2 separate regions of the Homo sapiens genome follow, and region 2 is linked to region 1. Evidence: chromatin loops called from intact Hi-C (ENCODE). Cell type or tissue: heart right ventricle. All regions are shown on one strand.

Region 1 (2,500 bases):
TTGACATTTTTCATTGAGAAGAAAGTGTTTGTCAGTCAAAATTAAGGATAGAGGAAAGGGATTTGGAGAGTTAGGGCGAGAAAAAAGCGTGTTGTCCAGGGGAGTGAGAGGATCAGTGCACTTGTGAGTGTAGTATGATTCCTGGCAAACTTAAAGGCATGTTTGTGTTGTAGTTAGGAATTTGAAGGAGTATGGTTGTGTTTTTATCCAGCCATGGGTGCCAGTGCAGAGTTGATGGAAAGTTGGATTTAACCTGAGTTGTACTAAATAATTTTGAGCAAGTAAGAGAGAGACAAATCAAGGGTACATGTAAGGAAGTGATTTAATGACTGACCATAGAACAGATTAGTCCTAAATTGGGCTGGAAGGACAGAAAGGGCATCAAAGTAGTAAGTAATGTTTCAGAGGAAACAGAAATGAAACTAAGTTGGTTCCTGATCTGTTTGTATGTAGTGAGAAGTGCTGTTTTTTATTCACTCCTACTATTAAATAGTCTGGGAAAACTTTACGAATGACCTTGTCTTGAAGAATAAGGTAGCATTGGTTTGGTCGGAGAGTACAGAGAGTATTTGAGCCAGGATGTAAAACATGAGGGAGAAAAATGAATTGGAAAAGACAAGGAATTCTTGGGATAATTGAATAAGCCAGTTGGCTAGAGAAGGGAGACAGTGAGCAAATAGTACCAGTTATGGTTTGTAGGTTGGACTCAAGTTATATAAACACATGAAGTCAGGTAGTAGAGAGAAATTAGTCCTTGAGCAGGGAACTAACACAATCAGATTAGCACTTTAGGAAGATTGATTATGAACATGTCTCTGCTCTGCTCAAAGCAGAATGGTAATTAATTGAAGGAATGGAAGAATTGTTGGGAGAATAGGTGGGACAGATATTGAGAGGGAGCTCTGAATGTGGCTTGGTGAGTAAATGTGTAAATGAAGGGAAAGAGAGAAGTTAAGATCATTCTCATATTTTGAGCTGATTTGGAAAAATTATGGTATCACTTAAAAATTTAGTTTAAAAAAAGCGAGACAATGACTGGGCTACTTAGTATTTTATTGGAGGAGGATAGATGAGACAATCTTGACATAGATTAATAAAAGGAGGTACTTGAAATGTTTAGCATCTGTTGGAAATATGGAACTTGAAATCAGCAGAGATGTGATATATAGTCAGGCAGATAGATAGATGGATAGATGGATAGATAGATAGATAGATAGATAGATAGATAGATAGATAGATAGATAGATAGATAATCTGCCTATATGTTAGTTTTGAAGCCACAAAAGCAGATGAAATCCACAAGGAAGACAGAAAAGGTCAAAGAGTTCAGAGTACAAAGCAAGGGAGAATATCAGATTTAAAAGTAGCTGGGAAAAAGAAAAATGCTTAGTAATAAAGAAAGAACAGACTTGAACATTAAAAAAAACAAAGGAAATTTTCAGGGAGGCAGGCAGTGTTAGACAACACTGTCAAACTGCTGCAGAGCAATATAGAAGAAATATAAACTTAAAAAATAATTTTTAAGTTTAAATTTTAATTCTAAAAATTTTAAACCTATTCAATATGGAAGTTATAGATGATTTTGAGAATTCAGTAGAGTAAAAGAAGCAAAACAGAGTATGTGACAGAAATAATGTAGGTTTTATTTTCACATTTTTTTCCAGTTAGAAGGAAAGATTGAGAAACAGAATAATAGTTTGAAAAGAGTTAATGAGTTGAGAAAGGTTTTGGGGTTTTTTTTAAGATGTGAGAAACCTCTATGTGTTTGTAGTCTTGTAGAAGAGTAATGTTGTTGAGCAGGATGAAGGAGATGAGGCAGGAAGGGGGTGTTGTGGGGGCAAGAGAATGGGATTGAAGACAAAAGGCCATGAAAAAGATGAGTTATATGGCAGGAAAGAAAATGAGAAAAATGTCAAGATAAACATTTAAAGTTTTCATTTCAGAAGGTAGAACAATAAAGTGGTCTAAATTTCTCAGAAGAGAGGAATGGAGATTATTTCCTTTAGAGGAAAGAGCCAGAGCTGTGGTAGAGATTTTGAGAATGGGCATATCAGCTGTTGCTGCATAACAGACAACCCCTAAATTGATGCTTGAAAAAGCAAGCATTTATTATTCCTCCTGGTTCCCTGAGTTAGCTGGGTGGTTCATCTGGTCTTGGCTGGGCTCACTCATGCAACTGCAGTTAGCTGTGCATTGGGTAATCTGCTGTGCTGATCTTGGGGGATGGGCTGTCTGTGGACTAGTCTAAAATGGCCTTAGCAGGGCAGCTTGGCTCTCTTCTACGTGGTCTCTCATCCTCCAGCCTTGTTCTCATGGTAGCAGGATTCTGAGAGAGAGAAATAGAGACAAAAGCATTTGATGCCTCTTAAGGCTTAGGCTTAGAACCAAGCAGTCACTTGTGCCACATTCTGCTGGCCTCAACAAGTTTTAAAGCCAGACCGTATTTCCAAGGCAGGGGAATAAACTCCATCCTTAGTCAAGGGAGGAGTTTCAAAGTCAT
Region 2 (2,500 bases), 330 kb before region 1:
ATTTTTCTGGCTACTTACACAGTCTCCCTAAACCTGTATGCTATTTGTCTCTGCTGGTAGTGTCTCACTGCCTGAAAAAAAATCTTCACATTTTCTGCAGCTTTCAAGATTTCATTTAACCTGCTCTTTTTCTGATAGTTTAAAAAAATATTAGATAGGATCAATTCCAATATCTAGACTGAGGAAGCCCTACTGTTAACACTTTCCCATCCCAAGCAATCTTCATTTATCACCATTCTTTGATCCTGTCACCAAGCCAGATTTGTTTTAAAAGATAAGATATTCCTCTCAGTCTTTGCAACACAAATAAGGGGAGAAAATTATTTGCATTTATATGATGACTGAGTTTCCCTCCCCCCCCCCCCACTCTTTTTTGTAAAGTGATTCTTCAAAAGCTTCTTTAAAATTATTTCTTCAGAAATTTATACCTGTTCCTCTGGGCAATATTTTTTAAGCTTATATTAGATGGTGTTTGTCTGGAAATTGAGACCATGAGGAAAAGTTGGTTATGTTCCCTGCTTACAGATGAAGTTAAATTAATATGTACTTATACAAGAATTTTCAGGGCCTAAATATAGGAAATTATTTTGAGAGATGTGAAGACAAATCCAAGTGGAGAATGGATAGAAATTATCTGAAAAAAAATACAGGCAAAAGCACAGCTACCCCTGGAAGAAAATGGTGACATTTCACATTGCTGTAAGGAGGAAAGGGACTTTCTGAATTACTCAGATTGGATATTGATTAACCTTAGTTCACTGGCTGCACTGACCCTTGTGGAATTTTAGGACATTTTGGAAATGGTGGATGCCTTTATTTCTAACTTCCTCAGCCCTTGCACAGACAGAAATGGCCAAAGCAGATTGGACTTCTAGGTGTTTGTGGGGATGAGCAAATTTTGACTATCTTTCATTTCCAAGACCAAATTGTAAAAGAATTACTATGCACTGTATCAGGCACTGAGGTCATAGCAGTATCTATGACTTCCCTCATCTCTGGCCATGTGAACTGGGTCCTAGCCAAGATAAACACTGTCCTTGGGGAAATGGGCAGGGGCATTTAGACCATCGAAGACCCCTCAAATACTGCCATTGTGGGAGTCGTTTCACCTATTTAAGAAATGCTCCTGGAAATTGGAAAGCTTGCAAGCGGTGTTTCTTGTTTCCAGTACTTACACAGTTCTTGATGTTGAGATCCGCGCCATACATAATCAGGAGTCGGATCATCTTATAGCGGTTCAGTCTCACCGCATCATGCAACGGGGTATCTCCTTCCTAGAGAAGCAGAGTCAACAGGTTCAAGGTGGGTCTGAGGCCAGGAAGTGGGTCCTGCAAGGGCACCCAGGCTTGGGGGAGTGATTCCAAATACAAAAGCAATGAAGCTTTGGGAAACCCGAGCGTGTCCAGCTACTCACTCTGTCTTTGGCGTTGAGGTCTGCCTCACAGGCGATAAGATGCTCCGCGCACTCATAGTGGCCAGTCCTCACCGCCACATGCAGCGCTGTGCTGAGCAACTGGAAAATTGGAAAACGCTGCTGATTCGCTAGGAATGAGGACAGAGGCTGTCCCAGACCCCAAGACATGTGCGAGGGGGAGAAGTGGTCACTAGGGTGCCTGCACACAGCATGGGCCTCCAGATGACTTTAATGGAGAGGCGAGGTTAGGAGATGGAGGGGTGGGGGAGGAGGGAAGGGCGGGTGGGGGAGAAGGAGGAGGGGGAGGGGGAAGAGTGGGAGAAGTGGAGAAGGATGGGGGACAGGGAGGGGGAGGGGGTGAATGAAGGGAGAAGGAGAAGAAGGAATACCTTATCTCGGGCGCTAATTTTTGCTCCTTTATTCAGCAACAATTTTAAAACATCCAGGTTTCCTCCACGGCTTGCCCAGTGGATGGCTGTGGATTCAAGCTATACCGGGAGGGAAGACCCGACAATGTGAAGGAGAATGTGGTCTGGGGAATTAGAACCTGGTTGCTAGGGCATCCGTGAAAATAATGAGTTGTCCCCATCTAGATTGACAATTCTAACTGGAGTCGAAGGTTCTTACCAAATGTGTTAGCTAAATTACATGTGTGTGTGTGTGTGTGTGCATATGTGTGTCTTATTAGGAGGCTCTTAATAAATCTAATAATGTTTTAAAAGAATAAGAATGGCCACTTATTGAGACATTTCTCATGCCAACATGGTGCTACACTTTAGACACCTTGATTCTTCCAGCAACATTTTGAGGTAGGTGTTGCTATGCACATTTTGCAGATAAGAAAAACCAGGTTCCAAAAAGTTCAAGTTTCTAGCCCAAGGAAACACAACTAATAAGAGGCAGAATACACAGTCAAACTCCCCTCTGCCTGGAACTTCTAACTTCTTTTGTCAAATGTACACAAAAGTTCTAAACACATGTATTTAAAAATTTTGGCAGAATAAAAGTAGTCCCTTCCAAAATATTTTAATCTGGATCTGACACCTCATCTAGGGTCCCTGTCGCTCTTTCTCTACTTCTGTGGGT

The links. A loop is a pair of places that touch in the nucleus more often than their neighbours do. Peaks named below come from ENCODE experiments on the same cell type or tissue, not always from the same donor. Only the 100,000 strongest peaks of a DNase experiment are listed, where the experiment ranks them.
Region 2: a loop joins it to region 1, with 8 times the contacts of the local background. A loop is called at or near these places in 93 of 110 quality-filtered maps.

Annotation. Positions count from the first base shown.
Region 1 is chr10:91,245,770-91,248,269 of GRCh38, forward strand. The region is part of intron 3 of PCGF5 (polycomb group ring finger 5); the gene reads left to right. Among named protein-coding and RNA genes, the nearest start is that of PCGF5, 26 kb to the left of the region's middle. RefSeq lists a silencer at 2,060-2,242. In heart right ventricle, no CTCF peak of the experiment used is centred here; no DNase peak of the experiment used is centred here; H3K27ac peaks cover 289 bases.
Region 2 is chr10:90,914,368-90,916,867 of GRCh38, forward strand. It overlaps ANKRD1 (ankyrin repeat domain 1), which reads right to left. Exons shown (of 9, transcript NM_014391.3): 6 at 1,804-1,902; 7 at 1,415-1,513; 8 at 1,176-1,274. Among named protein-coding and RNA genes, the nearest start is that of ANKRD1, 5.5 kb to the right of the region's middle. In heart right ventricle, no CTCF peak of the experiment used is centred here; a DNase peak (open chromatin) is centred at 1,538; H3K4me3 peaks cover 1,224 bases; H3K27ac peaks cover 1,908 bases.